2 separate regions of the Homo sapiens genome follow, and region 2 is linked to region 1. A link is an interaction called in ENCODE POLR2A ChIA-PET data of the cell type or tissue named here. Cell type or tissue: PC-9. All regions are shown on one strand. Links, peaks and the distances in the headings refer to the core of each region. The heading gives the core; the rest is flanking DNA.

What was found. ChIA-PET counts read pairs that join two places held together with the same protein. Peaks named below come from ENCODE experiments on the same cell type or tissue, not always from the same donor. Only the 100,000 strongest peaks of a DNase experiment are listed, where the experiment ranks them.
Region 2: POLR2A ChIA-PET joins it to region 1 with 5 read pairs; 5 of 35 experiments call an interaction of 5 or more read pairs at or near these places.

The regions. Positions count from the first base shown.
Region 1 is chr3:48,268,816-48,285,241 of GRCh38, reverse strand. ZNF589 (zinc finger protein 589) reads right to left here. Exons shown (of 4, transcript NM_016089.3): 4 at 14,252-16,426. Among named protein-coding and RNA genes, the nearest start is that of NME6, 24 kb to the left of the region's middle. In PC-9, for the core only: a CTCF peak has its summit at 11,244; a DNase peak (open chromatin) is centred at 9,401; H3K27ac peaks cover 535 bases.
Region 2 is chr3:48,317,269-48,333,694 of GRCh38, reverse strand. It overlaps SPINK8 (serine peptidase inhibitor Kazal type 8 (putative)), which reads left to right and starts at 34. Exons shown (of 8, transcript NM_001080525.3): 1 at 34-160; 2 at 1,224-1,329; 3 at 4,421-4,542; 4 at 5,341-5,420; 5 at 12,621-12,670; 6 at 14,077-14,198. The coding sequence starts at 5,354. In PC-9, for the core only: no CTCF peak of the experiment used is centred there; no DNase peak of the experiment used is centred there.

The DNA of each region.
Region 1 (16,426 bases), core at 6,370-11,369:
GAGAATTCTGGCATTGGGAGTGAGAAGGGTAAGATATAATCTCTCTGAAAAGCATTTCAGTCATTTATAAACCTCTGTGATTCAAAGTTTTCTCATTATAAATGGGGATGTCAGTGTCTTCCTAAGGCTTCACACTTCTCATTTTAGGTCCTGGGAGAGAAGATAGCTCCTCCCATCCCTCTTAGAGCATTTTACAGAAGCAGGTAGTTTGTGTTGGTTTGTCTTCTGGTTAGCCATTGAAGATTTGTAACTCATGGGACTGGGAACTGTGAGCCAAGACTGGTATTTTAGGTTTCCTATAGGTTTGCCTGTCCCTACAAAGGTAATACAGATGCTCCTCAGCTTAACAATGAGGTTACATCCGGATAAACCCATCTTAAATTGAAAATACTATAAGACAAAAATGCATTTAATACACCTAAACTACTGGACATCATAGCTTAGCCTCGCCTACCTAAACGTGCTTAGAACACTTACATTAGGCCAGGCACGGTGGCTCATGCCTATAATCCCAGCACTTTGGGAGGCTGAGATGGGCAGATCACTTGAGGCCAGGAGTTCGAGACCAGCCTGGGCAACATGGTGAAACCCTGTCTCTACCAAAAATATATATATAAGCTGGGTGTGGTGGCACGTTCCTGTAGTCCCAGCTACTTGGGAGGCTGAGGTGGGAGGATTGCTTCAGCCCTGGAGAAGGTTGCAGTGAGCCAAGATTGCACCACTGCACTCCAGCCTGAGTGACAGAGTGAGACACTGCCACAAAAGCAAACAAACAAACAAAATACTAGTCTATGGTTGGGCAAAATTATCGGGCAGCACAGTGAACTGTAGCGTCCATCGTTTACCCTTGTAACGTGTGGCTGCCTGGGAGCTATGGCTCACTGCCACTGCCCAGCATCATGAGAGTATCACATTGCATATTGCTAGCCTGGGAAAAGATCAAAATTCAAAATTCTAAGTACAGTTTCTACTGAGTACTATAATTTTCATACCATCATAAAGTTGAAAAATGGAAGTCAAACCACTGTAAGTGGGGGACTTTCTGTGCTATGGATGACTGGGTGGTAACCGGGTCTCTGGCAGTGCAACCACAGTTGAGTGGCTTTTTTCTCTCTCAAAATAACATCTCTTCCCAGATACTAGACATGTTTTTCCTAAATAGTCTCAATCTGGGACGTTCGTATCTTATCCATGGCTCTGACCCCCAACTCTTTCCCATCTTTGGATGTTCCAGGTGGGGTTTCCCTACAAATTTCCAATGTAAAGAAACCTCACCCACAAATTTTAGATGATCCTGTAAGTGAAAAATGGCAAGAAAATGGAGAACTTGGATTTAAGGAAACAAAGACAATGAGTATAGACTGTTAAGTTTAATTATGACTTAAGGAGAAATATGTCAAGTTTAGGGAAATTTGGCAACTTATGGACATTTTGAAGGACTGGTAAAATACAAATTGATTTATAGGCTCTAGTTCTTTGCCAAAAGAGAGGAACAGAGGATACAGGAGAGTAAGAAGACAACTGAGATTATGAGTTCCCACAGAATATAAATTTGAAAGGGAACCCTCCCAACACAAATTATAATTCAGGTGAGAGCTCTTCCTCTGGTTTAGTGGTCCCAGGAGTCACAGGCTTACACTTGTCTCAATAGCTCTTGTGTCTATGTGATATGGTTTGGCTGTGTCCCCACCCAAATCTCATCTTGAATTGTAGCTCCCATAATTCCTACATGTTGTGGGAGGGACCTGGTGGGAGGTAATTGAATCTTGGGTTGGGTCTTTCCTGTGCTATTCTTGTGACAGTAAGTAAGTCTCATAAGACCTGATGGTTTTATAAACGGAATTTCCCCTATGCAAGCTCTCTTGCCTGCCACCATGTAAGACATGACTTTGCTCCTCATTTGCCTTCAGCCATGATTGTGAGGCCTCCCCAGCCATGTGAACTGTGAGTCAATTCAACTTCTTTTCTTTATAAATTGCCCAGTCTCAGGTATGCTTTACTAGCAGCATGAGAACAGACTAATACACTACGCTTCAAGGCCTCCCAAAAGCAGAGCATGAGATGGCGACTTGTGTGCAAGTAGTTTATTTTAGGAAGGGGTCTCAGAAAACAGGCATCAGGACACTAAGAGAGTAAAAGAAAGGAGAAGGGAAGGCCATCCCAAGCATAGGGTATTGAGCTGGTTACCACTGTGGACAATGGGCTTCAATCTAGTTGGTGGTCCTCTGTCTCCCACCAAAGCCTAGGAGGCTGGTTGTTTGTCCAATGGTTTCATCATCCGTTGTCAGTGATTTGCCAGGGAGACCTAACCCATTTGCAGTCCCAGACTTGCATATGCCAGAAAGGCTGAGGGGCTCTTGCAGGCTTCCCACACTGCATCAGCAGAGAAGCTCCTAGAAGGAGCATGAGAGAAACGGTGAGGAGGTCTTTGATTTCACCTGAGTGCAGCTACGGTCAGGGTAGGAATGTGGGCCAAGAGGACGTGAGATGGGGCATAAAAGTTGTTCAGTGCCATCCTCCCCTGCCTGTGTTTGGGTCTGCCCATGCGCCAGCTCTGCATGTAGCTCAGCATATCAGAGAGTCAGGCAAGAACCTAGTGAGCCGCGATCTCTACTTAAGACTCAATATAAGTGGATTAGTGGAAAAGATAACATTTCCCACCATTACAACTGGGCCTGAAGCCATAATTGATTCTTATTACCTCCCTCCTTTATCAACCATATTATAGTTCCTGCCCCCAGAGCCAACCTTTACAGGTCGAAGATGCTTACCTACTGGGAAAACAGACTTTCACTTCCAAGAGGTCAGATCCCTTAGCTGACTTACCCTGATAGAGAGCTGCGATTGCTGCAAGTGCCCACTGATGGTTATGCCTGGGTATGGAAGCATTCACAGAACCTCCTGGGTTCAGATATACTTGAGTAGCAACATCACCAATGCATGATAATCAGGGTCAATGACCTACGTAAGTATAATGGCTCCTCCCTTTTCCTGCCAGCCTACCATCGTGGGAAAGCCAGAATGACCAAGTTAGTAACAACATTAGTTTAGCAGACACTGCCTGTGCTCTTTGGTAGAAACATCTCCCCACTCTGCCCCCACTAACAAGGAATTCTAAGCTGGAAGGATCCAATGTTCCAGGGATAAGAAGTACAAATGTTTACCAGGTACTATTTCTGCAGTGCCTTATCATAGAGGTTTCCAGCTTGGAAAATGTCAATAGGCCACGTTGTAATCCTCACCTGAGAGGTCTCTGGAGATGGGTCTGGTGTAGCAGACACCTAAATCTTGCTTGTATCAGAATTCGAATTTTTTTTTTTTTTTGAGACAGAGTCTTGCTCTGTCGCCAAGGCTGGAGTGCAGTGGCATGATCTCGGCTCACTGCAACCTCTGCCTCCTGAGTAGTGATTCTCCTGCCTCAGCCTCCTGAGTAGCTGGGATTACAGGTGCCAGCCACCTCGCCTGGCTAATTTTTGTATTTTTAGTAGAGATAGGGTTTCACCATGTTGGCCAGGCTGGTCTCGAACTCCTGATCTCAGGTGATCGACCCACATCAGCCTTCCAAAGTGCTGGGATTACAGGCATGAGCCACCACACCAGGCCAGAATTAGTCAGATTTTAGGAGACCAGAGGAATTTGAAGAACCAGGCTGCCTGGGGGCAAGGAATTGAACAGAACAGCCTCTCAGACCCAGACTCCAGATGTTTCCAGAATCCCAGGCTATAGCCAAGTACCATTACTTATTAGCTGTGTGAACATGGCCAAGTTATCTACATTTGTTTTTATTTGCTCATCTATAAGATAGGCATGCTATTGTTACCAGCATCATATATTTGGTAGTCTCTCTTCTTTGCTTGGGAACAGATCAGCTGGCAGAGATGGGGTTTCACTATGTTGGCCAGGCTGGTCTCGAACTCCTGACCTCAAGTGATCCGCCCACCTTGGCCTCCCAAAGTGCTGGGATTACAGATGTGAGCCACTGTGCCCAGCCAAGTGGGGCTTTTGAGCCAATCCAGAGTCCTGTTATGGCTCCCACTGCAGACTGTATAACGGTTCACGGATGTTTTACATGCTTGTACTGAGAATGCTCATGTATGTCACAGGATTCTCCCTTTCAGGGTTTTTCACATAAAGAGATCTCAGTTCCCTTCTGGCCGGCTCAACAGAAACAATATAGACTCCCAGGAGAAGGAGAAATCACAGCTTTAATGACTTAATGACTGTCAAAGACCTGATTGGACAAGGTTAATGAGGCAGAAAGGAAAAAGCCTGGATTGGGAGCTGGGCTTCAAGGACTGGTTCATCTTCCAAAGGTAGGTTTGGTAGTGAAAAAAAAAAAAAAAATACAAGCCGTTATGCAACTACTATCTGCCAGACACAAAACTAGCTTCCATATGATCATTATTTCCTATAAGAGAATAACTTCCAACATTTAAAAATGTTATTTATACCCATATGAAATGACATAAGATGGTTAGATGTATTTGTTTTAACAAATTTGTGATTTACTACTAAATAGTAAATTCATTTTCTATTTCTTCATTTGTGTACATTTTACTTAAAATTACATAAAACACTTATTAAGATTAAAGAAACAAAAATTTTTTTTTGAGACAGAGTCTTGCTTTGTCACCCAGGCTGGAGTGCAGTGGTGCAATCTTGGCTCACTGCAACCTCTGCCTCTTAAGTTCAAGCTATTCTCATGCCTCAGCCTCCAAGTATCTGGGATTACAGGCGTGTGTACCACGCCCAGCTAATTTTTAGTAGAGACGGGGTTTCACCATGTTGGCCAGGCTGGTCTCAAATTCCTGACCTCAAGTAATCCGCCAGCCTCAGCCTCTCAAAGTGCTGGGATTACAGATGTGAGCCACTGTACCTGGCCCAGATATACCAGATTTTTTAAATCTTCAGTATAGATTCAGCTTGAGAACAAGAGGTAATATAGAAATCCATAAAAGCTTGGATATTTCAAAAGACAGATACCTCTTCCCAGTATCTATTAGAACATTTCACAGTTCTCACTTGTCAGCCTCCCACCACACAAAATTCTCCCCCATGGAATTGGAATCTCCAAGTTCAAACCCTCATCTAACCATCTCCCTCCCACGCATTCATCATTCCACAGCCTCTCCTTTGGGCTTACTCCCTTCTTAATCAAACATGGCCCTGGGGAATCAGGGCCCTTGAATCACCCGAATCAGGGTGAACAGTGGGATTCATTTCCCCCAGTGGCGAGCAGCCCCAGATTCCTAATCTGAGCCCAGCATTATCTCAGTTCCCCAGGAGCTATGCAGGATTCACAAGTCCTGAGTTTTACAGTTCTGAGAGCCCATGATCCCTTGAAGACTCATTATAAATGCCCAAGTCTCACTCCACCCTTGCCTGTTCCTTTCCTGGAGAGGTTTACCATAGGGCCCAGCATCTGAATCACAGGAGCCAGTTGTGGAGATCTTGATTCTCACCTCACTCCAAGGCCTAAAAAGAGGAATTCCTGAGGCCAGGACATGAAGGGACCCCTCAAGATGGGAAAGGAGGGTTAACAAGGCAGGGGAGAGAAGAGAGTGATGTTGGAAAGGACCAGCTGCGGAAAACCAAGACCCCTGGGATTGCACTGAGCGAGCACTCCTGCAAAGGCTTATGGGAAAGTGGCCCCTAAATGCAGACCACTAAGATGCTAAAACTGGTAAAGTGAGGTGGAGCCATTCCTCAGAGAGGGAGAAGGTAGGGGATCAGTGACAGCTGGAACCGATCTTGGGAAGTCCTATCCTCATTCCCCAAATGTTGGGCAAGCAGCAGAGGTCACAAGTAGCCCCTCCAGAGCCCTCTGTGGCTCCTCCCAAAGCACTCTTCCCCACCATCCTACCCTGCAGGCACCACTTCAATAAAATTTGGGAAACAAAGGGAGAATTCAGTGCTGAAGAACAAGTCCACAGGGAGGGATAAAGAGCAGTCCCTAGGTGTGTGCTGAGAGAGAAACTGCACTGAGGGACAAAGCTCAAGGAAAGGGGATGAAGGATTTGGAGGGCCAAATACAATAACCGAAAAATGGGCAGAGCCAGGGAACCTTAGGGGTAGGGTTGAAGGATGAGGTTGACAGGGAGACAGCCTGCCTTGATCTCAGTTTGACTTACTGGGCCTTGCAGTCATTTGAATGAGGCCCCCTATCATCCTTCAGAAATGAGCTGTCAGCCCCTACACCAGAGACTCAGCTACTCCTTTCCCCACCCCTCCTTCCCCTGCAACCCTTTATTGTGAAGATCTCACAACACCTCGAGCTTGTTACTGCACAGATGAGGCCATTACAGCCCTGATTTCATCCTCTTTTCGAAGAGACAAAGGAAGGGGTGATTCTTGACTAGAAGGCACCCAAAGCCATCTGCCCTGGCCGGACAGAGGTCCCCTCTGCGTCTTGTTGGATATAAAATGCTCTAGGAATAAATGCTTGGTACCATGAAAACCAGCACTCAGGCAAATTATTTCAGCAAGGCAATTTACTTCTGCAAAAGGGTGCCACTTGTGTCAATCAAGATCACAAGAGCACACAGAACAAAGGAGACCGGGGCGGGGGGGTTTATCTTTAACGCAGTCCCTATCTCTGTGTCACTCCCCCATGGGCTGTGGCTGGACCGCACAATCTGAGCTGACCCGATTGGCTACTTGTACATATTTTCCCAAATATAAAAGGGGAGGGGGACATGAGGTACAGAGGTGGAGCATGTGAGATGTGCAGTTTCAGGGAAACAAAGGATACAGGTAACCAAGGGAACAGATGTGAATTATTGATTAGAGCTGATGGGAAGGGGGATAGGCTGTTTACGGTAACTAGGGGCAAGGAAGAACAAGAAAGTTGAGTTTGAGAACAAGGATAAGGAAGTTAATAGGCTAAACCCTTTGAAGAGAAACTCAGATTTATTGCATCTTACAATTCCTCCCTTTTAATTTTCTTACGATCCTTTCTCTTCAAACTTTTTAAACATGTCTTGGCTTTGCCATTCGATTTGATCTTTTAAAAGGAAAAGCGTACTTGAATAAGGTAGAGGAGAACTAAGGGAGGCTTTAGTAAGTGGTGTTTGTACAATTCTTTGTATTAGCCCACAGATGCATAGTATGACACAACACCCAATGAGAACGAGGATGCCTACTACAACTGCAAGGGAAATAAAAATTGAGACCGTGATTCCTTTCCATTTACCGAACCACTTTCCTAGCCATCCTTAAATGGGGTCATTGACTCCAGAATTTTTAGCTAATTCATTGGATAAAGCGGTAAGTCTCTGCAAGGCCTTTGTTATGCTCCCATCGGGGGCAGTGTTGTTTGGGATGAAGGTACAACATTGGGTTTTAATCATAACACAGACTCCACCTTTTTCGGCTAATAACATGTCTAGAGCTATTCTGTTTTCCCAAGCCATTTGGCTAGTAGGCCCTAATTGGTCAGCTATTCCTTTGATAGCATCCCTGGTGTAATTAATAAACCACTGCTGGTTATAATAGATGTAATTTATCCAAGCTACATTTTTATTAATAGTTACCCCTGGAAATATGGATTCAAATCCTGCAGCTCTTTGGTCTCAGGCTTTGAACCTGTCAGGCACTCCCTGTGGGACTCCAATGGCATCTATGTAAACTTGAGAGTCAAAAGACCCATAAGGAGCTTCTCTTATTTTTTAGTGTTGTGGTTTTTCTTTCTCTGGTTGATGAAATGCCAGGGTGAAAGGGATAGCCAATTGGACAATTGCACAAGTGCCGCTCCAGTTACTTGGCAGTGTCCAGTAAGGGTCCACCGCAATACCACCATACATCCGCTCGAGGATGACTAAGGGCAGACTGACGGGTAAGCTCTTGGAAGGGCTTAAGCTCACTCCATCCCATTAAGCTTCCGAGGAATGCCAAATTCTCCCCCTGTTGTGAGAGACATGAGGTGAAACTGACATTGGGAGATGGAAGCTGGATGGACCTCAGGGGCTGACCCATAGGGTGTTGGACTTCAGGATATAGCAGAGAGAGTGCTTGGCATGATTTGTTGCCCCAGGCTGTGGAATCCTGGAAAAAAAGCTACCATACAGCCCATGCCTGGTTGATTGAAGGACCATCCTAGTGGAAAGGGGACAATCTGGGCCTCTGGTCTGCAGTGCACATAAGCATAACAATTGCTTTTGTTTAACATGCAGACAGAATCCATTCCAACCAGGCATTTACATCTTGATATCCTGTTTCAATTGTTAGGGTTTGTCTTAAATCTTTTACTTCTACAATATTTACTTTGGCATTGTTGTTAGGTAGAGTAGAAGATTCAGATGGAGAAGAAGGGGGGTCGATAAAGCATATTTTAAAGAAGCCTTATGGTCATATCCATTGACCTCTGCTCCTAATCCATACAAGCATTCTAAAGGGGGCACAGGGTTGGTGGAGGTAGGGGCATTAATAGAGATTGTTACTGGGTTACAGTGGTGAAGTTGATAATTAGAGGGGATGATTCCTTTGGTAAGGCAGAGGCAAAATTTTAGGTTGGTACAGCTTTCTGGGGAGGTCCCGCCGTGTTCTCTGGTAGTTAGGATGACATCTGCCCATTGAGAACATATCTCCCAACTTGGGGTGCCTTGGTACCCCCGCCATAAGCAAGGCACGGGGTCAGTGGCTTCTCTGAAGGGGCAGAGGTATTTTTCTGAAGTAGAGACATATCTTTGCCAGTATTCATCCTTTTGACAAGGCATGACAAGGCAAGCATCAAAGGTAATGATTTGGGGTGAGTCTGACCTAGTTACATTGATAACAAGGTCAGCAAGAGAATGAGGAAAGAAGAAAGGGGAATAGAATAGATAAAAGAGTGTTAAATGTTTCTTAACCTTAGGTTTGAGGGGTTTTTTCCCTTGGATAATGACCCACAACTTCAGGGATGGCGGTGCTTTCTTGACTTGGGTGTGATGGGTCTATCTTTTCTTGCTGTTTGGACTGCAGTTTCAGTGGTTAGAAGCACTAGGCTGGCTCCTCAGGCTGGTGTCGAGGTACTGGAAACTCTAGGGGTGGCGCCTGTACTGGAAAATTGTGAGTTCTGAGGGAAGAGAAAGTGGAAGATAAACCAAGTATGTAGGAATGTTGGATTGCTTTGAGAGGTAGTTTGGATTCTTAGTAGAGTAATAAGAAGTCAGAAGACATTTGATTTATGGCAACCAAGTCTCTAGACTTGTTTGGCTCAGGGTATAAATTCCTATACACATATAAACTTTGTGCTATACATGGCTTGGGGTCTTTAATGAGTCCTCTAATGTAGGTGGAGAAAGGACTTCCTTCATAAGAGGTCTGAATAACATTTCTCTGAGTTCCCTTTAGCACCTACAGGAGAAATGCTCCTGTAGCGTTATCTGATTTGCTAGGTTATTTTCTGGCTTATCTGATTTGCTAGGTTATTTTCTTGACTCTTGAAAGACAGGCTTTTTGGTGCCTGGGGACATGGACAATAGCTATTTTTTTCTTTTCTGGTAACTGAAGGTTATTTAATACTTGGGTGACTAACTCCTCATAAACAAGGCTTTAACTTTTACTATTAATTCAGTATGAAATTTTCTAAATGTATGAGCCACTGTAAAGGCGTATTTACAATTAGTATATATGGTTCTTTCGGGTCCTGCAGGTACTTTAAAGCTTGACTAAGTGCAGACAGCTTATAAATTTGAATAGACTAATTATTAAACACTTTGATTTTCTCTAGGAACTTTCATTAACCACTGAACACTTGTTGCATTCTTTTTCCCTTAATCACTTTTGAAGGGGGTTTCTCTTAAGTTTGGCCAGACGTTTGTACGGTAATCAGTTAAATCTAAACATGTGTGCTTTCTTTTTGATTTGGATCTCTCGTTAAGAAACTTGCTAGGTTACGCGAATTATCAGTAGTTAATGTTAAACCATCCTTTTTAACAGAATAGCCTCATACTTATACACATGTAATTATTTTCTGGTAGCACATTTTAATATAAGTGACTTTAAGAGGTCGGGCGTGGTGGCTCATGCGTGTAATCCCAGCACTTTGGGAGGCCGAGGCGGGCGGATCACGAGATCAGGAGATCGAGACCATCCTGACTAACATGGTGAAACCCCGTCTCTACTAAAAAATACAAAAAAATTAGCCAGGCGTGGTGGTGGGTGCCTGTAGTCCCAGCTACTGGGGAGGCTGAGGCAGGAGAATGGCGTGAACCTGGGAGGCAGAGCTTGCAGTGAGCCGAGATGGTGCCACTGCACTCCAGCCTGGGCGACAGAGTGAGACTCCGTCTCAAACAACAACAACAACAAAAAAGCGACTTTAAAGAATCAAAGTTCTTTTCTGGTGGATATTTTTACTTTTAACACTGGCCTGACCACAATAAATGCTAGCGGATATATCAGCTGAAAGATTATTTACCACTTGCTCAGGAGACTTAGCCGCAGGGATGCCTAGGTGCTTGGAGCTGCGGCTGAGGCCCCATATTACTTGGCCTTGGCAAAAGTAAGGCAGATATCCCATAATGTAGTCTGCTTGGGGCATAGGCTGGGGCCTGGCCCATGGGTCTTGCAGAGCCGCCGTCAATATGGTGCTGGGATGTTGGACCAGCGGGGGGGCAGGAGCATGGGCTTTGCCTGCCGCTGGGGTGTACTATGGGAGGGACGATGCAGACATGTTGCGGTGGATCCTTGATGTTACTAGCCCAGCAAAAGCGACCTGGTGAATTAGGAGCTTGGAGTTTTTCCGGGGAGGGGGACTTAGGCTGGGCCTGAGGGGAAGGGTTGGGTGTATTAGGAGGGGGACTAGGGGTATTAGGTGGAGGATGGTCTAGGGGATCCCATGTGCTGTTCTCTTTGCCAGGATCCCCCCTTCTCTCACTGGTTCTACAGTAGGGGCAGGTGCATAAGGGAAAAGGGAGGACAGGTCTTTGCTTCCAACAAAGAGCATAGTTCAGTTCTTCTTGAGAAACTGGGCTTTTATTACTTACATGTTGAATTAAAAGTTGATATAGTATATCCTTAGTCGACCCAAACTTTGGCCAGAAGATTGAGGGACTGAGGATAGGTCTTTGAGACCAAATAGAACAGCAATATTTTATCATTTGTTCCTTTGTCTTATGTTTAGTTCTCTTGTTATCTTTCCAACCTTTTAGCCTGAGACCTAAGGGGCTATCAGGTGGTATATCTTTGAGACCTTGGGGACTATCAGTGGTATATCTTTGTTGCTAACTTTATCTTTTTTGCTTGTATTATTTACCATACTGGGTCCTGGCTAGGCTCAATCCCTCGTATTAGGAATCTCTTGCCTAGTGGGGGCTTTCTGTGGCTCAACCCCTCATATTAGGGATCTCCTGCCTATTTGGGGGGTTCCTTCTGGCTCAACCCCTCGTATTAGGGGTCTCTTGCCTGTCCTTCACTGGAAGCTTTGCTAAGGCACAATTCGCCTATCCTTTAGCTCCACCTGCTGGAGATTCCTTGCACCCTTCTTTCACTGCAACCTTCACGCTCTGGCCGCTTCCCTTGAGGGAATGTTCCAGGTCACTTTTAGCATTCATGGGGGGTCAGTATAAACCCCTGACGGGACCCCCAAAGGGCCGCCCTAAGCCATATGAGATGACCACGGAACTGCAGATTGGTCTCACTCCGCACAGCAGTAGTGCTTGTTACCATTCATGCACTTTCAACCTCCAGAATGCCCCGACCCCCGCAAAACCACTAAAGAAGTAATTTGTTGCCCCTGCGACGTTTTCTACCTTGGTCTGTGCAGTTTACCTGGTCGCCGCAGTATTGCAAGTCTCTCTTCCCCGCGTTGCTGAGAGTCCAGGTTTATTCGTCACAACAGGTGGGTCTCGATCTCCCATCCCTGAGGGCCACCGCAACAGGGCAGTGGGAAGTGTCTCCCCTGGGTAGGGTGACTGAAGACCCCTTCCCGAAGGAGAATGGGAATCCCAGACGAGCCCCCAGAATTGTTGGATATAAAATGCTCTAGGATGAAATGCTCGGTGCCATGAAGTAAAACCAGCACTCAGGCAAAAGTTTAATTTCTCTCAGCAAGGTAATTTACTTCTGCGGAACGGTGCCACTTGTGTCAATCAAGATCACAAGAGCACAGAGAACAAAGGAGACCAGGGGATTTTTATCCTTAACACAGTCCCTATCTCTGTGTCACTCCCCCCATGGGCTGGGGTCAGACTGCACAATCTGAGCTGACCCAATTGGCCACTTGTACATATTTTCCTAACTATAGAAGGGGAGGGGGACATGAGTTACAGAGGTGGAGTGTGAGGCGTGCAGTTTCGGGGGAACAATGGGTACAGGTAACCAAGGGAACAGATGTGAATTATTGATTAAAGCTGACGAGAATGGGGTAGGCTGTTTACAGTAACTAGGGGTAAGGAAGAACAAGAAAGTTGAATTTGAGAACAAGGATAAGGAAGTTAGCAGGCTAAACCCTTTGAAGAGAGACTCAGATTTACTGCAGCTTACAATCTCTTCCTATGACTGCCTGGACCTGACAGTCCTCTTGCCGGACCAGATCTGTGTGGTATCTCGACAGTGCCTACATGGATTTTAATAGAAAATGAACACTTTTTTCTCCCTCTCATGTTTAAAGTAGATGTATGATCACTAATTTTTCCACTTTCATTTTTCTATGGGAGGAGTAACTTCGAGGTCTTGTGGAATGATGGTGTCCCACCCTTCCCCTGCCCAGCAACCCCTAAACACACACACATACACACACTTTCTATGGCTTTTAGCTCAGGCCATGGGAAAGGGGCAGCAATAGTGAGAGGTGACAACGTGTTAGCAGCCCTCGCTCACTCTCAGCGCCTCCCCGGCCTCAGCGTCCGCTCTGGCCACGCTTGAGGAGCCCTTTAGCCAGCCGCTGCACTGTGGGAGCCCCTCTCTGGGTTGGTCGAGGCCGGAGCCAGCTCCCTTGGCTGGCAGAGAGGTGTGGAGGGAGAGGCGCAGGTGGGAACCAGGGCTGCGCATGGGGCTCGCAGGCCAGCATGAGTTCCGGGTGGGCGCAGGCTCGGGGGCCCCCACACTCGGAGCGGCCGGCCGGCACCACAGGCCCCAGGCATTAAGGGGCTTAGCACCCGGGCCAGCAGCTGCAGAGGGTGCACCGGGTCCCCCAGCACTGACAGCCTGCCCACGCCGCACTTGAATTCTCACCGGGCCTCAGCCGCCTCCCCATGAGGCAGGGCTTGGGACCTGCGGCCTGCCATGCCCAAGCCACCCCCGACCGCCATGGGCTCGCATGCAGCCCGAGACTCCCCGACAGGCGCTGCCCGTCCCATCGACCGCCCAAGGGCTGAGGTGTGCAGGTGTGAGGCACAGGACTAGCAGGCAGCTCCACCCACAGCCCCAGTGCGGGATCCACTAGGGGAAGTCAGCTGGGCTCCTGAGTTGGGTGGGGTCTTGGAGAACTTTTGTCTAGCTGGAGGATTGTATATGCACCAAGCAGCACTCTCTGTCTAGCTCGGGGTTTGTGGATGCACCAATCAGCACTCTGTATCTAACTAACCTGGTGGGGACTTGGAAAACTTTTATGTCTAGCTAGAGGATTGTAAATGCACCAATCAGCACTCTGTGTCTAGCTCAAGGTTTGTAAACGCACCAATCAGTGCTCTGTGTCTAGCTAATCTAGCGGGGACTTGGAGAACTTGTGTCTAGCTAAAGGATTGTAAACGCACCAATCAGCACTGTGTCTAGCTAAAGGTTTGTAAACGCGTGTCTAGCTAATCTAGTGGGGACTTGGAAAATTTTTGTCTAGCTAGAGGCTTGTAAATGCACCAATCAGCACTCTGTGTCTAGCTCAGGGATTGTAAATGCACCAATCAGCACCCTGTCAAAACGGACCAATATGCTCTCTGTAAAATGGACCAATCAGCAGGATGTGGGTGGGGCCGGATAAGGGGATAAAAGCAGGCTACCCGAGCCAGCAGCGGCAAGCCACTCAGGTCCCCTTCCATGCTGTGGAAGCTTTGTTTTTTCACTCTTCACAATAAATCTTCCTGCTGGTCACTCTTTGGGTCCGCGCCGCCTTTAAGAGCTGTAACACTAACCGCAAAGGTCCGCAGCTTCACTCCTGAAACCAGCAAGACCACGAACCCACCGGAAGGAACTAACAACTCCAGATGCGCTGCCTTTAAGAGCCGTAACACTGCTAAGGTCTGCAGCTTCACTCCTAAGCGAGACCACAAACCCACCAGAAGTTAGAAACTCTGGACACGTCCGAACATCAGAAGGAACAAACTCCAGACACACCATGTTTAAGAATTGTAACACTCACCGTGAGGGTCCACGGCTTCATTCTTGAAGTCAGCAAGACCAAGAACCCACCAATTCCAGACACATTAGGGTGGTAGGCCAGGCATGGGGGAGATCCTACATTCCAGGTACCCCTAGCCCTTCCCCTAAGCAGGCTAACCTTGGGGATTCCCTGGAGATCAACCACTTCCAGTGAGAGGGAGTGGACAAAAGCCTCTGGACCAGCCATTCCTTCTCTCTCTCCAAGTCCTTTTTCCTCTCTAGCATCAAAACCAAGCCTAAGTATTTTGAGGTTACATGAACATCTCTCCCCTTCTTTTCTGTGGCAGAGTCCCTTAGCAAATAGAGGCACTGGGGCCTGAGTGGATAGCTCTCCAAGGTACACTCATTGACACAGGGTATCAGGTAGGGCTAGCCCCAGCCCAAGGGAGTAAGGCAAACTGTCAGAACCTGGGCCATATGGGCCCTGGAGTGTGAGGAGAGACAAATGGCTAAAGGCCCTGGCACCATTCCTGGATGTAATTTAGCCACCCGAGCATGGCTAAAACACTGGGTACTGAGATTGGAGGATTTAAGAGGAGCTGTGTTTAAAATACCCTTAAACCTGGTATTGGAAGGCTGATGATGCAGCATTGCTAGATCCCTGTCATTGAAGGCCAAGGTGGCGTGGCTATGTTTAAGTCCTGAGTCTGAAGAACTTTTAGAGTGTGGTTAAAGAATCTTGGATTTGGGACTGGAGGGTTAGGAAGGGGACCTGGTAAAGGTGTCCCTCAGATTGTAGGGCTGGAGACTGAACTCTGAGTAAAATCTAAAGGTGGGGTAGGAGAGGAAACAGCAAAGGCTAGAGATGTAGAAAAAAATAAAGCAGGAGAGTGTCATGGAAGCTAATGGAAGAACACAGTTGCAGAAGGAAGTAGTCAGATGCAAAGACCATTCCTCCAAGGGGACCGTCACTTGACACCTCTGCTCTCAGAAGTTAGATCTCTGTCATCTTCACATCTAAAGGAATGTAAGGGGTCAAAAGACTGTCCCCAAAGCTCTTAGAACAAGAGTGGGGTGGGCGTACAGTGGATAGATTTGACTCCAAGTATCTCTTAAGGGGCCACTTCCAGCCAACACCTTACTCTCACTCCATGAAGGTTTCTCCCGAGTGTGTCCTCTGACACGTGACAAGTAATGATGTCCACGTACAGCTCTGTCCACATTACCTTACAAACAAGGCTTCTCCCTAAGCATTTCCGCTGGTGTGGCTGATGGCTGACTTGTTGCTAAAATCACATCCTCACTCCTTGCACCTCTAAAGCTTTTCCCCGAGTGTATCTTCTGGTGTATGATGAGCTGTGACTTTCTCCTAAAGCTTTGCCCACACTCCACGCATGCATAAGGCTTCTCCCCCGAGTGTATCCTCTGATGTAAGCTGAGAGTGGACTTGTGGCTAAAGTTTCGCCCACACTCGATGCATGCGTAAGGTTTCTCTCCTGTGTGTGTCCTCCAGTGTCTGTTGAGGAGTATCTTCCGGCCAAATCCCCGCCCACATTCCCCACACACATAAGGCTTCTCCCCTGAATGTGTCTGCTCGTGTGCGAGGAGAGTTGATTTATCACAAAAGCCTCGCCCACACTGGCTGCACACATAAGGTTTTTCCTTGGAGTGTGTACTCCGGTGGTAGTGGAGGGTTGACTGAGCTATAAAGCCTCGCCCACACTCTCCGCAGACATAAGGCTTTTCTCCTGTGTGTGTCCTCTGGTGTCTGATGAGCTGTGATTTCGTGATAAAGCCTTGCCCACACTCCGTGCATGCATAAGGCTTCTCCCCAGAGTGTATCCTCTGATGTACACTAAGAGCGGACTTGAGGCTAAAGTTTCGCCCACACTCAAAGCACGTGTAAGGCTTCTCTCCCGTGTGTGTCCTCCAGTGTCCATTGAGGACTATCCTCCGGCTAAATCCCCGCCCACATTCCCCACACACATAAGGCTTCTCCCCTGAGTGTGTTCTCCGATGTGATTTGAGCGACGACTTCTGGCTAAATCCATGCCCACACTCCTCACACACGTGAGGTTTCACCTCTGAATGTGTCCACTGGTGTAGGAGGAGAGTTGATTTAGCACGAAAGCCTCGCCCACACTCTCTGCAAACAAAAGGCTTCTCATCTGAATGTATCCTCTGGTGTGTGTTG
Region 2 (16,426 bases), core at 1-5,000, 55 kb before region 1:
GTTATGAAATACTCAGAAACCCAGCCCAGCTCTAGAACTCACTCCTGAGTGCAAAGGCAATGTCAGGCACGCTGGTAAAGGACCACTAGAATCCAGCAGCCCAGACCCCTTTCTTTGTGGTCAAGAAGGGCAGGAAAACAGGTGCAGGACTGCTACATCGGTGAGTGTAACTAATCTGATAAGCAGAGGTCCGTGGGTGGTTACGCACCCTGAAAAGGAATAAGCATTAGGACCACAGAGGACGCTCTAGGACTAATGCTCATCAGAAAATGACTAGGGGTGCTGGCATCCCTATGTTCTTTTTAAACGTTCCCCCCTCCCAGGCAAAAACGCCCCTAAGATGTATTCTAGAGAATTAGGACCAATTTGACCCTCAGATGCTAAGAAAGAAACGACTTATATTCTTCTGCAGTACCCCTGGCCACAATATCCTCTTCAAGAGGGAGAAACATGCCCTCCAAGGGAAGTATAAATTATAACACCATCTTACAGCTAGACTTCTTTTGTAGAAAATAGGGCAAATGGAGCGAAGTGCCATATGTGCAAACTTTCTTTTCATTAAGAGACAACTCACAATTATGTTAAAAGTGTGATTTATGCCCTACAGGAAGCCCTCAGAATCTACCCCCCTGCCCCGGCGTTCCCCCGGCTCCTTCCCCAACTAATAATGACCCCCCTTCAACACAAACGGTGCCAAAGGAGATAGAGAAAGGGGTAAACAATGAACCAAAGAGTGCCAATATTCCCAGATTATGCCCCCTTGAAGTGGTGGGAGGAGGAGAATTCAGCCCAGAGTGTGTGTACCTTTTTCCCTCTCAGACTTGAAGCAAATTAAAATAGACCTAGGTAAATTCTCAAATAACCCTGATGGCTATATTGATGTTTTACAAGGGTTAGGACAATCCTTTGATCTGACATGGAGAGACATAATGTTACTGCTAGATCAGATACTAACCCCAAATGAGAGAAGTGCCGCTATAACTGCAGCCCAAGAGTTTGGCAATCTCTGGTATCTCAGTCAGGTCAATGATAGGATGACAACAGAGGAAAGAGAACGATTCCCCACAGGCCAGCAGGCAGTTCCCAGTGTAGACCCTCAATGGGACGCAGAATCAGAATGTGGAGATTGGTGCCGCAGACATTTGCTAACTTGCATGCTAGAAGGACTAAGAAAAACTAGGAAGAAGCCTATGAATTATTCAATGATGCCCACTATAACACAGGGAAAGGAAGAAAATCCTACTGCCTTTCTGGAGAGACTAAGGGAGGCATTGAGGAAGCATACCTCTCTGTCATCTGGATCTATTGAAGGCCAACTAATCTTAAAGGGTAAGTTTATCACTCAGCTGCAGACATTAGAAAAAAACTTCAAAATCCGCCTTAGGCCTGGAACAAAACTTAAACTAAGAACTTGGCCTCAGTTTTTATAATAGAGATCAGAAGGAGCAGGCAGAACTGGACAAACGGGATAAAAAGAAGGCCACCGCTTTAGTCATGGCCTTCAGGCAAGTGGACTTTGGAGGCTCTGGAAAAGTGAAAGGCTGGGCAAATCGAATGCCTAATAGGGATTTGATTCCAGTGCGGTCTACAAGGACACTTTAAAAAAGATTGTCCGAATAGAAATAAGCCACCCCCTCATCCATGCCCCTTATTTCAAGGGTATCACTGGAAGGCCCACTGCCCCAGGGGATGAAGGTCCTCTGAGTCAGAAGCCACTAACCAGATGATCCAGCAGCAGGACTGAGGGTGCCTGGGGCAAGCGCCAGCCCCTGGCATCACCCTCCCCAGGTATGCTTGACCACTGAGGGCCAGGAGGTTAACTGTCTGCTGGACACTAGCGCGGCCTTCTCAGTCTTACTCTCCTGTCCCAGACAACTGTCCTCCAGATCTGTCACTATCCGAGGGGTCCTAGGACAGGCAGTCACTAGATACTTCTCCCAGACACTAAGTTGTGACTAGGGAACTTTACCATTTTCACATACCTTTCTAATTATGCCTGAAAGCCCCATTCCCTTGTTAGGGAGAGACATTCTAGCAAAAACAGGGGCCATTATACACTAGAATTAGGAGAAGAAAAAAAGGTAAATATCTATACAGACTCTAAGTATGCTTACCTAGTCCTCCATGCCCACGCAGCAATATGGAGAGAAAGAGAATTCCTAACTTCTGAGGGAACACCTATCAAATATCAGGAAGCCATTAGAAGATTATCATTGGCTGTACAGAAACCTAAAGAGGTGGCAGTCTTACACTGCAGGAGTCATCAGAAAGGAAAGGAAAGGGAAATAGAAAGGGAACCGCCAAGCAGATATTGAAGCCAAAGAGCCACAAGGCAGGACCCTCCATTAGAAAGGCTTATAGAAGGACCCCCTAGTATAGGGTAATCCCCTCCGTGCCGCTATACTACCAGTAGCTCCCCTTACCAAGAGCTTCTATGGAGAATGCGGCTTCCCGGAAATATTGAAGCCCCATCTTATAGGAGTTTTTCTAAAGGAAACCCCACTTTCAGCCCCACACCCATATGCCCCTGAACTTCAGGCCATACATTTCAATCCCTGTATCTTTAACCTCCTTGTTAAGTTTGTCTCTTCCAGAATCAAAGCTGTAAAACTACAAATGTTCTTCAAATGGAGCCCCAGATGCAGTCCCTGACTAAGATCTACCAGGGATCCTTGGACCGGCCTGCTAGCCCATGCTGTGATATTGATGACATCAAAGGCACCCCTCCCTAGGAAATCTCAACTGCACGACCCCTACTATGCCCCAGTTGAGCAGGAAGCAGTTAGAGCAGTTGTCAGCCAATCCCCCCAACAGCACTTGGGTTTTCCTGTTGAGAGCGGGGACTGAGAGACAGGACTAGCTGGATTTCTTAGGCTGACTAAGAATTTGTAAGCCTAGCTAGAGAAGGTGAACGCACCCACGTTTAAACAGGGGCTTGTAACTCAGCTCAAGCCCGACCAATCAGGTAGTAAAGAGGGCTCACTAAAATACAAAATAGGCTAAAAGCAGGAGGTAAAGAAATAGTCAAATCATATATCGCCTGAGAACACAGGGGAGGGACAATGATCGGGATATAAACCCAGGCATTCAAGCAGGGAGTGGCAACCCCCTTTGGGTCTCTTCCCATCATATGGGAGCTCTGTTTCCACTCTATTAAATCTTGCAACTGAAAAACAAAAAGACAGTTTTGCTCTGTCTCCCAAGCTAGAGTGCAGTGGCGCGATCTCGGCTTACTGCAACCTCTGCCTCTTGGGTTCAAGCGATTCTCATGCCTCAGCCTCATGAGTAGCTGGGATTACAGGCACGCACCACCACGCCCAGCTAATTTTTGCATTTTTAGTAGAGACAGGGTCTCACCATGTTGGCCAAGCCGGTCTCGAACTCCTAGCCTCAAGCGATCCGCCTGCCTCAGCTTCCCAAAGTGCTGAGATTACAGGCTTGAGCCACAGTACCCAGCCTATTAAAATTTCTGATGGAAAATTTTACATGTAACTTAAAAATATATATAAGCAGGCACCAAATTTAGAGGGATTAAAAGCAAAAATTCTGAAGACCACCATGGTAGACACTGTGGTTGATCAGAGCAGTGCTGAGAAAATACACTTGACCTCCCAGAACTATGTGGCATGTCCCCAGTTAAGGCCATTCATTTAGGACTTAGACCTGAGGAATTTATGATAACCAATAACTTCTGAACTTCTGCTTTAAAAAATGTTAGCGTTTTGAGAAATTTTTGTTCAAATGGTAGAACAAGCTATCATTTAAGGGAAATGAGCACTCTATCTCCAGATTTCTCAGCTCTGCTAAATAAGACTGAACTTGGAGGATTCCATATAAGGTAATTTTCTACTTTAAAACCCTGTGAGTCAGGCCAAATCAGTGGCTTACACCTGTAATCCCAATGCTTTGGGAGGCCAAGCAAGAGGGTCACTTGAGGCTAGGCGTTCAAGGCTGCAGTGAGCTGTGATTATGCCACTGTACTTCAGCCTGGGCAACAGAGAAAGACCTTGTCTCTAAAGAAATAAAAATAAATAGAACCTCTATAAGTCAATATAGAAATAATCTAAAGCAGATGCTTCAATAAAGTGAACACTTTTGACTTGATAAAATAACTGCACATGCAGATGTGGTACTTTATAATATTGTGTCAATATCTGAAGCCGTCTTGAATGTAATAATTATAATGCAAATTAAAATGTAGGAATTCAAAAATTGTCTATGACATATGTCTAAAATGGTAGGTTCAGCTTTGGCAAGAACAGCTAGATTTGGGAGTAGTACTGGACAGTACATATCACCCTCAGAAATTTGAAATATGAACTCACAAGATTTAGGCATTACAGAATTTAGAGTTGAAAGAAATAGATTTGAGTCATATCTACACTTCCTAATTTCAAAGCTCACTCTCTTCTACTTCCAGGCATTGGAACCTTGAAAAGACAAATAAGCTTTGCCTTCCTTCCTAGTTCATTATGAACAAACTATCAACAAAAACCATCCTGTTCAGCCAGTTTCTCAGAGCAACCATGGGAGTCACAGCAGGTAAAGTGGACTTCTTAATTTGCAAACTTTTAAGGGTTGTATTATTTATTACTTGGTTTTTTCCTCAGGGGAGGCCTTGGGTAGAAATTACCTCGATATAGAATGAAAAATGTTTGCCTGGAAAATGTGTAGGATGAAGAGAATAGAAACCAGTAATTAAAATATCAATTGGTATGTACTATAATAATTTCAATAATGCAAGTAAGCTGTTGGTAAATATACTATGGTTTTCCTTTCAGTAATTTTACTGGATACTAAGTATTAACACCAAGTAACAACATTAGGGAAGATTACAAGTAAAGGAGTGAGGTTTTGGTGTTTTGTCCCTTCTTGTTTCTTATTGCCTGTTGACTTACACATGTTGTTGAGTGACTGCTCTTCAGAAATGGGGTCCTGCTATGTTGCCCAGGCTGGTCTCGAACTCCTGGGCTCAAGTGATCCTCCTGCCTTGGCCTCCCAAAATGCTGGGATTACAGGCATGAGCCACCATGCCTGGCTACTTTTAAATATTTTATTGGAAAACTCTTAGTATTTATTCTTTCCCTTGGCAAGCATTCTTTACTAACTCTTTTTCTGGCATCTTCTAAAATTCTGTTTTTAAGATTTTTTTTTCAAATGTCCAAAGATTTTAGGGAAATGAATTAAACAATTGAGTTGCATCAGACACAATTCATTCCAAATGACCTGAGGAAAGAACAAAGTATTTAGACTTCATTTCCTGGTCAGTGAGGGATCTCTGTGAGAACTTGTACTTCGCATAGATGTTTGTCCTACATCAAAAGTTGCATATTTCCACAGTTCTTCTGTCACCATGAAGGGGATCTGCTCAGACGCCATCCTTGTTCTAGCTACCTCCATGTGGATGGCCTTTGCAATTGGTGAGTTATGTGTCCTTGCTCTGCCCACATTTTCTGCAGTAAATCTAGAATCATGGGAAGATTAGAGATGGAAGTGGAAGTGCTGTTCAGTTTTATTTAATCCTAATTTCTCATGTTACAAATGTAGAAATTAAAACCCAGAGAAAGGATTCATACAATGTTGCTACTATCAAAGCTGGGATTTGAATCCAAACCATCCAAGTCCAGGAACATTGAACTTCCCAAAATGCCAGGTTACTACCTAAGATATTTAAACCTCAGAAATGTACATTTCTAGAGTTTGTATATTTACATATCTCAAATCAAAAAAAGAAACTCATTAGACTATGTGGAAGTAGACTCAGATATTATTCTGGTTAATGGCGGGTTTTAGCAAAAGTCATGCTTATAGTTAACAGTAGGGAATCTCTGAAGGCCTCAACATGTTGTTTTTCTATTCGATTTCTGCAACTCTTTCCTACTTGTCTTCAATCTCTTACTTTCCATTGGTACGGCGTCTCACTTAAAACATTTTTTTCAAGGCTCTCACATCTTAGGAGAGTTCTGTAACAAGCTGAAAACTATTTTTCATGACTCTCATATCTTACGTAAAAAACAAATAAGCCTGGTCCCTCTCCTCCCCTTCCCTCTCCAATTTAATCATCTGTTGACAAATCTAGGTATATTTCTACACTTCCTCACCTTTCATTCAATCCTCACCCCCACTGCTACTGAGCATATCAGCCATTGGCATCAGCCTCCCTGCAAGCCTGCTGTGTTCCCTTCTGGCTGAGTCTCATCCTCTGTCGGGAACACACCATAACTCAACCAAAGTGGACCACTCCATCTTTCTTGCAAATCACCCTTTCCTTGTTCTTGTAGTTGTATGGCCTTATATTTTTGCCTCAAACCTATTTCTCCCCTGTATGCCCATAACCAGTGACTAAGTTCGGTTGATAGAACACTTCATATATCATGTAAATTCATGCTTTTCCACATTTCCACAACAGTGACTTCCTCAGTGAAGGTTCTCATCATTTCATGAAAATATTTTTATATTCTCCTTAACCGTTCCCTTTGCCTCTAACTTGACTTACTCTAACCCATGTACCACTGCTACAATAGTTGTCATTTTTAGTGCAAATCTTATCTTAGTTCTGCTGTAATAAACACAAAGCCTTTGTGATGTGGCCCTTACTACTATGCTGGGTTTCCCAGCACCCATTTATTTACATATCCAATAAATATATACTGTGTGTTGACCTTATGCCAGTAACTGGGCTAGACATGGGTTATGTGTCAGGAGTGGTACCTGAACACACCAGTGGTGGAAGATATATAGATATCATAGTTCATACCTAATATTAACACACTTTTTTTTTTTTTTGAGACAGAGTCTTGCTGTTACCCAGGCTGGAGTGCAGTGGTGTGATCTCAGCTCACTGCAACCTCCACCTCCTGGGTTCAAGCGAGTTTCCCACCTCAGCCCCCAAAGTGGCTGGAACTATATGCATGTGCCACCATGCCTGGCTAAATTTTTTTTATTTTTAGTAGAGACATGGTTTGACTATGTTGGCCAGGGTGGTCTCGAACACCTGACCTCGAATGATCCATCCGGCTTGGCCTCCTAAAGTGCTGAGATTACAGGCATGAGCCACCTCACCCGGCCACACCTTTTTTTTTTTTCTTGAGACAGAGTCTCCCTCAGCCACCCAGGATGGAGTGCAGTGGCACCATCTCAGATCACTGCAACCACTGCCTCCCAAGTTCAAGCGATTCTCCCATCTCAGCCTTCCAAGTAGCTAGGATTACAGGCATCTGCCATCATGCCCAGCTAATTTTTGTATTTTAGTAGAGACAGGGTTTCACCATGTTGGTCAGGCTGGTCTTGAACTCCTGACCTCAGGTGACCTGCCAGCCTTGGCCTCACAAAGTGCTGGGATTACAGGCGTGAGCCACCGCGCCCGGCCAGACCACACATTTTGATAAATGTTTCAAAAGGTAGGAACAGCAAGAATGTGTAGAACTTAAGCCACTGCCTATCTTTCCCCTTCCCTTCCCAGCGCAGTGTGAGGGAAGATCTACTCTGGACAGATATGGCCAAGATGAGTTTTTCTTCTCTCCCTAAGCTTACAGGGGGCAATGGTATATCTCCCTCAGAAGGACACGTCGTCAACATTTTTCATTCCCCCCATACCTTTGTGTTGCTGAGGCTAAATTCCAGGAAAGTGAGTCCCAGAGGCAGGGTTCTCTTTTTTCCCACCCATCTCCTACTTGTGAGACTGAGGCTCCATCCCAGGTGAGGCAGACTGAGAGTAGTGGGGCCCTGATGGCCCTCACCCTAGCTTAGGTCAGCCCAGTGTCTCAAAAAAAAAAAAAAGAAAAGAAAAGAAAGGACGGTTGGGCATGGTGGCTCATGCCTGTAATCCCAGCACTTTGGGAGGCCAAGGCGGGCAGATCACCTGAGGTCGGGAGTTTGAGACCAGCCTGACCAACTTGGAGAAACCCCATCTCTACTAAACATACAAAAGTTAGCCAGCCATGGTGGTGCATGCCTGTAATCCCAGCCTCCCATCTCAGGAGGCTGAAGCAGGAGAATCACTTGAACCTGGGAGGCAGAGGTTGCAGTGAGCTGAGTTCGCACCATTGCACTCCAGCTTGGGTGACAAGAGTGAAACTCACTCTCAAAAAAAAAAAAAAAAAATTAGCCAGGCATGGTGGTGCAGACCTATAGTCCCAGCTACTGGGGAGGCTGAGGCAGGAGAAGCACTTGAACTAGGGAGGTGGAGGTTGCAGTGAGCCAAGAATGTACCAGTGCACTACAGCCTGGGCAACAGAGTGAGCCGCTGTCTCAAAAAAAAAAAAAAATTACAACGTTACATTAAAAAAATACTTACTTACTTAGTGCAACACAAACCAGTGAAGGAGGACTTGAGAAAAAAGGAGACATACACAAAACAAAAAGTAAAATGGCAGGTGTAAGTCAATCCAACTATATCAATAAAAAAATTAAATGCGAATGAATTACACAATCCAATCAAAAGGCATAAACTGTCAGACTGAACAAAAAAAAACCAACATCCAACTATATGCTTTATATGGAGATACTCCTTAGATTCAAAAACACAAATAAGCTGAAAGTAAAATGATGAGAAAAATATATCATGCAAACTGCAACCATAAAAAGTTGGAATGGCTATACTAATATCAGACAAAATATACTTCAAAACAAAAATGTTACTACAAATGAAGAGAGACATGTTATGATAAAGGGTCAGTCTATCAGGAAGATAAAACAATTATGAACATATATGCACCTAAAAATAAAGCCCCAAATATATGAAGCAAAACTAACAGAATTGAAGGGAGAAATTGATAATACAACAATAATGGTTGGAGACATCACCTCAAACTTTCAATAATGGCTAAAACAACTAGACAGAAGACCAATAAGGAAATAGAAGACTAGAACAACACTATTAACCAACTAGACCCAACAGACATCTACAGACTACACCATCCAACAACATCAGAATACACATACTGCTCAGGTGCACATGCAGTGTTCTCCAGGATAGGCCATATCCTAGATCATAAAACAAGCCTCAATAAATCTAAAAGGATTGAAATCATGTAAAGTAATTTTTCTACTATATAGAAATGTTTATTTGAATGTATTCTATATGTTCTTTATGTTAGAGAACATATAGAAATGTAATATATTTGATAATAGCACAAAGGGGGTGAGTGGGAGCAACGTTGCTCTCACCACTACTATTTAACATTGTACTGGAGGTTCAAGCCAGGGTAATTAGGCAAGAGAAAATGAATAAAAGTTATCCAGATAGGATTGGAAGAAGTAAAATGATCTCTGTTTGTAGATGACATAATTTTGTGAATAGAAAGTCCTAAGGAATACTCTAAAAACTGTTAGTGTTAATAGCAAGTTTGCAGAATACAAGAGCAATATACAAAAATCATTTGTATATCTATACACTACTAATGAACATCCTGAAAATGAAATTAAGAAAACAATTTCACTTACAATAGCATCAAAAATAATAAAATACCTAAGGATAATTTACCAAAGGAGGTGAAAGACTTGCACACTGAAAACTACAAAACATTGATGAAAGAAATTAAAGAAGACCTAAACCAACATAAAGATATCCCATCTTCATGGATTGGAAGACTTAACATTGTTAAGATGGCAATATTCTAGAAATCAATCTACAGATTCCATGCAAATCCTATCAAAACCACAGCTGGCTTTTTTGCAGAAATGGAAAAGCTGATTCTAAAATTCATATGGAAAAGCAAAAGACTGACAATAGACAAAATAGACCTCAAAAAAAAAAAAAAAAGTTGAAGTACTCACACTTTTCAATTTCAAAGCTTACTACAAAGTTACAGACATCAAGACAGTTTGGTACTAGCATGAGAATAGAAATACAGGTCAATGTTTCAGTCATACGTTTTATGAAAAAGAAAAAGAAATACAGATCAATAAAATATAAGAGTCCAGGGGAAAAACACCTTACATTTGGAGTGAATTGATTTTAACAAGCTCTGAAGACAATTCAGTGGACAATAATCTTTTTAAACAAATGCTGCTAGGACAACTGGATATCTATATACAAAAGAATAAATGTGGACCTTTTCCTCACACCATGGACACAAATTATAATGCCTCAACATGGATCACAGAACTAAATGTAAGAGCTAAAATTATAAAACTATTAGAAGAAAACAATATGAGTGAATTTCGTGACCTTGAATTAGGCAAAGCCTTCTTAACGATGGCACCAAAGGCAGAAAGGAACAACAAAAACAAAAAGATCAATTGGACTTTTAAAAACTTTTGTGATTCAAATGATACCAATAAAGATACCAATATGGCCAGGAGTGGTGGCTCATGCCTGTAATCCCAGAACTTTAGGAGGCTGAGGCGGGCAGATCACCTGAGGTACTGAAAATACAAAAATTAGCTGGGTGTGGTGGTGCACACCTGTAATCCCAGCTACTCGGGTGGCTGAGTCACGAAAATTGCTTGAACCTGGGAGGTGGAGGTTGTAGTAAGCAGAGATCACGCCACTGCACTCCAGCCTGTGTGACAGAGCGAAACTCTGTCTCAAAAAACAAAACAAAACAAACAAAAACAACAGAGATACCACTTCACACCTACTAGGATGGCTATAAGAAAAAAGAAAGATAGTAACAAATGTTAGCAAAGATGTGAAGAAATTGAAGCCATCGTGCCTTGCTGATGGGAATGTAAAATGCAGCTGCTTTGGAAAATAGCCTGGCAAGTCCTTAAAAGGTTGGAATATGACTGGCAATTCCACACTTTGTATATACTTAAGGGAAATAAAAACACATGCCCACACAAAAATGTGTGCATAAATATTCATAGCAGCTTTATTCATAATAGCAAAAAAGTGAAAGCAACTCAAATGTCCATTAACTGATTAATGGATAAATAAAATGTGGAATATACATACATTGAATATTATTTAGTTATAAAAAAGAATGAAGTACTGATACAAGCTACAATATAGTTAGAACATTAAAACACAGACACAAAAAACCATATACTTCGTTGCATGACTCCATTTATATGAAATGTCCAGAAAAGCAAATCTACAGAAACAGAAAGTAGAGGCTGGGCTTGATGGCTCATGCCTGTAATCCCAGAAATTTAAGAGGCTGAGGTGGGCATATCACCTAAGGTCAGGAGTTCGAGACCAGCCTGGACAACACGGTGAAACCCCGTCTCTACTAAAAATACAAAAATTAGCTGGGCATGGTGGCATGCACCTGTAATCCCAGCTATTTGGAAGGCTGAGACAGGAGAATCACTTGAACCCAGGAGGCCGAGGTTGCAGTGAGCTGAGATCGCGCCACTGCACTCCAGCTTAGGCGACAGACCAAGATTCTGTCTAAAAAAAAAAAACAAAAAGAAACAGAAAGTGGATTATTGTTTTTCAGGGGCGAGGGTGGGGCAGGAGGGGAAATAGTTGGAAGAGGGGCATGATAAATGACTGCTAATGGTTACAGGGTTTCTTTTTGAGGTGATGATGGCATAACTGTGAATATACTAAAAACCATCAAACTGTAAACTTTAGGTGAATTATTTAAAAAGAAAAAAATCCTCTATATGATGGTAAAAATTGGTAAATTCAGCTGGGCATGGTGGCTTACATCTGTAATCCCAGCACTTTAGGAGGCTGAGTGGGAGAATTGCTTAAGCCCAGGAATTCCAGACCAGCCTGTACAACGTAGTGAGACCTCAGCTCCACCAAAAAAATCAAGAAAATAAGTTGGTCATAGTGGTGCATGCCTGTAGTCCCAGCCACTTGGGAGGCTGAGGTAGGAGGATTACTTGAGCCCAGGTAGTTGAGGCTTCAGTGAGCTGATATCGTGTCAATGCACTCCAGCCTGGGTGACAGAGCAAGACTCTGTCTGAAAACTTTTTTTTTTTTTAGACGGAGTCTTGCTCTTTCACCCACGCTGAAGTGTAATGGTGCGATCTTGGCTCACTGCAACCTCCACCTCCTGGGTTCAAGTCATTCTCCTCCCTCAACATCCCAAGTAGCTGGGACTACAGGCATGCACCACCATGCCTGGCTAATTTTTGTATTTTTAGTAGAGACAGGGTTTCACCATGTTGGCCAGGCAGGTCAAAGCATTTTTTAAAAATCTGGTAAAATTCTATGATATGTGAATTATACCCAAGAAAGCTGATATATATGAGAGTTGATAACATATTATACATATTATATACTATAAAATTATATCATGTGATTATAATATATACTTATATAAAATTTTATATACATATGTAATTGCAAAGACTGCTTTGAATTGAATATGTAAGCCTTAATGAAACTCAGCATCTTTTAGGGCATCTCAATATAATGAATTCATGGTAATTTGTAACTTAGAGCATGTTTACTAAAAAAAACTGACAAGGATTACAGAAGTTGTTACTTATGAAATGGAAGGGCTAGAATTAAGAACTCCATTTTACAAGAAGGTAAAGGCACGTATTTCCTGATTCTTTGCTCCTTTAGAGGGCAGCTTGCATCAAAGAGGAGCCCAGCCTCTTCTGATGGGGTTTGATGCTTCCTGTGTGCCAACTAGGGTTCCCCTCATCTTACCTTTTTCGCTGAGGGCAGAAGACAGAGAAGCAACTTTTCTGTATGTGCTTTTGTCTTCCAGACTTCCCCCTTCCTATGGCCTCTGAAAGAGGTCAGCTAGACAAAACAATAGTGAGTACTGCTTCCTTGGTTCCTAATAACAGGAATGGGGAGAGAGCCAGTTTGCCCAAAAGCCCCAGCTCTTTCTTCTGGGAGGTGGGCAGTGGAGGGGGCTTGCATGGGAATAACAGAACAATAAAAGCTGAGTCACCAAGTATGTGTAGCACATTTTATATGTTCCTGAGCCCTCTTCTCAAGGGTTCTCCCAATCAGTTTACATAACTCACCTGTGGGGTAGAAAGCAAGTATTTTGCACCAATAAATGGATGAGGATGTCGTGGCACAAATTCAGGTAGGTCCTATGCCACAGTGGATACTGTTTCCACCATGATATGCCAGGCATACCCCCTGCCTCCCTCACACCAAGGCCCTATGAGGTATTTCCTCCATCTCCTTCCTTTGGTGCCTTCAACCTGCTGTGACAAGTTTCAGCCCCTGCCATCTGAGGCACCACATATGATAATGTTCATCAGAATTTTTTTTTTTTTTGAGACGGAGTCTTGCTCTGTTGCCCAGGCTGGAGTGCAGTGGCGCGATCTCAGCTCACTGCAACCTCTGCCTCCTGGGTTCAAGTGATTCTTCTGCCTCAGCCTCCCGAGTAGCTTGGACTACAGGTACGTGCCACCACACCCAGCTAATTTTTGTATTTTTAGTAGAGATGGGGTTTCACCATGTTGGCCAGGCTGGTCTCAAACTCCTGACCTTATGGTCTGCCCACCTCGGCCTCCCAAAGTGCTGGGAGTGCAGGCGTGAGCCGCCATGCCTGGCCCTTCATCAGAAATTTTAACCTGGAAAGACATTTCCCTACTTCTGCTCTCTGTAACCTACCAATCACATTTTGGGGTTGGTACAAAAATATGATTGTTAGGTTACAGAGGGCAGGGATTTTTATCTTTTTTTTTTTTTGGAGACGGAGTCTTGCTCTGTCGCCCAGGCTGGAGTGCAGTGGCGCGATCTCGGCTCACTGCAAGCTCCGCCTCCCAGGTTCACATCATTCTCCTGCCTCAGCCTCCCCAGCAGCTGGGACTACAGGCGCCCACCACCACGCCCGGCTAATTTTTTGTATTTTTAGTAGAGATGGGGTTTACCGTGGTCTCGATCTCCTGACCTCGTGATCCACCCACCTCGGACTCCCAAAGTGCTGGGATTACAGGCATGAGCCACCGCGCCCGGCCGGTATTTTTATCTTAATAAAGAATTTATGGGAGTCTGGAGAGTGCACAGATTATATATTATTTTGCAATTATATACATATTGTGGGTGGTAACTGTTGGGGTCAAACACTGAGGCTTCTGAATCCTTTTCTCTGAACTCCTGATCTGGTGCTCGTATTCCATCCACCTCCCAAGCTATACATAATAACGGCCAAAGGACCTGGATGAAAGTGTCTGAAGCAGTTGTGTGTGTCTCACCTTCAGGTTGAATGCCTCAAGAATGTAAATAAGTGCTGGTTTTTATCCTACATCAAGCCCAGTGAACCTATTTGTGGCAGTGACCAGGTTACCTACAGTAGTGACTGCCATCTGTGCTCCAAAATTCTGTAAGTCCTAATTTTGTTCTCCCTTTCTTTCAAGTCAAGAGGTTAAGAGTGGTCAAAAGAGGGTGATGACCTCAGCCCACTTCCTACATCATCCAATGAGACCTTCTCTCCAGACATTCCTCCAGTATTTGTTCCTCCCTTTCTTCCATTCCTTTCTGTGACCTCAAAAGGTACATGTGATCCTATTCAGACAATGCAGAAACAGAAATCCACTAAGGTGAGGGCACTGTGTGTGACCTGGACAAGCCTCAAGTGGAGGCACTCAGAAACAAGCAGCCATAGCATGTAGATCATGTGACCCTACATGAAGGTCATCCTCATGCCCCCTCAGGCCAAAGAACAGAAACAAAGAACAAAAAGAAGAGGAAGAGGAAGCTGGGTGAAGAATCTTCCCAGCTAATAGTTTATTGGTCCTAAAATGGATATTATTTTCCAAAACAACTTTCTTTTGCTTTCAACTTAGTATGTGGTTTAGTCTCTGCACCCATCACATGTTAGAAGCTTTGAGTAACACACAAGTGAAACGCCCAATTGTTTAGCCCAAGGGGAATAGTGAGGAGCAGGGGTTTGTATGAAGGAAACTCCGTATACAGTTAGGAGGATTCTCTGACATCTGCCTTCTCCTTTAAGGAGAAAAGCCACACCCTTGTCTAACTAAGGCTTACAAGTTGAGTGCTATCTTAAGAGAGAAAAGCAAAAACACAAGAGTAGATCAGAATTAAGTCTCTCTCCCCTTCCTCTTCTTAGCTTCTCCTCCAGAGAAGGAATAAGAATCTTCTTGATCAGGATGAGAGATATTTGGCTGGGCAGGATCGGACTTTCTTGTATTCTTGGCTGAATAAACACTAAAGCTTACACTAGAACCCATACGAGAGTTGTAAGGTAAACAACTTTGGTGTCAGCCTCAATCACTGGCACAGACGCTGACACCTGACAATCAGAAAGCATCATCTGGGGAATGCGCAGCATGACAGAGTCAAACGATGCTGGAACCAGGAGACATCTGAGAGATGGCCTCTAAAGAGCTCCCTTTCAGTGTATCTTAGAAATTATTCTAGCTGGGCGCAGTGGCTCACGCCTGTAATCCCAGCACTTTGGGAGGCCGAGGTGGGCGGATCACCTGAGGTCAGGAGTTCGAGACCAGCCTGGCCAATATGATGAAATCCCGTCTCTACTAAAAATACAAAAATTAGCCGGGTGTGGTGGTGCATGCCTGTAATCCCAGCTACTCAGGAGGATGAGGCAGAAGAATCCCTCGAACCCAGGAGGCGGAGGTTGCAGTGAGCTGAGATTGCATCACTGCACTCCAGCCTGGGAGATAAAGCAAGACTCCGTCTCAAAAAAAAAGAAATTATTCTCTTAGCAGTTGCACTGGATATTACAAGTTAAATTCTAATTTATACCAATCTAATTTGGATTAATACCAACTTAATTACAAAAATTTTAAAAAATATTTTTGCCTGGAGGGGTGGCTCAAGCCTGTAATCCCAACACTTTGGGAAGCTGAGGCAGAAGGATTGCTTGAGCCTAGGGATTTGAGACATGAGCAACATAGCGAGACCCTGACTCTACAAAAAAAAATTAAAAAATTAGCCAGGCATGGTGGCACCTGCCTGTAGTCCTAGCTACTTGGAAGTCAGGATGATTGCTTGAGCCCAGGAGTTCAAGGCTGCAGTGAGCCATGATCGTGCCACTGCACTCTAGCCTGGGCAACAGAGCAAAGTTCTTTTGAGACGGGCAGATCAGGAGGTCAGGAGATAGAGACCATCCTGGCTAACATGGTGAAACCCCATCTCTACTAAAAATACAAAAAATTAGCCAGACGTGGTGGCGGGTGCCTGTAGTCCCAGCTACTCAGGAGGCTCAGGCAGGAGAATGGCATGAACCTGAGAGGTGGAGCTTGCAGTGAGCCAAGATCGCGCCACTGCACTCCAGCCTGGGTGACAAAGTGAGACTCCGTCTCAAATAAATAAATAAATAAATAAATGCTCCTTTTTTTTTATTTTTTGAGATGTAGTTTCACTTTTGTTGCGCATGCTGGAGTGCAATACTGTGGTCTCGGCTCACTGCAACCTCTGCCTCCTGGGTTCAAGTGATTCTCCTGCCTCAGCTTCCCGAGTAGCTGGGATTACAGGCGCACACCAACACACCTAGCTAATTTTTGTATTTTTGTAGAGATGGGGTTTCACCATGTTGGCCAGGCTGGTCTCAAACTCCTAACCTCAGGT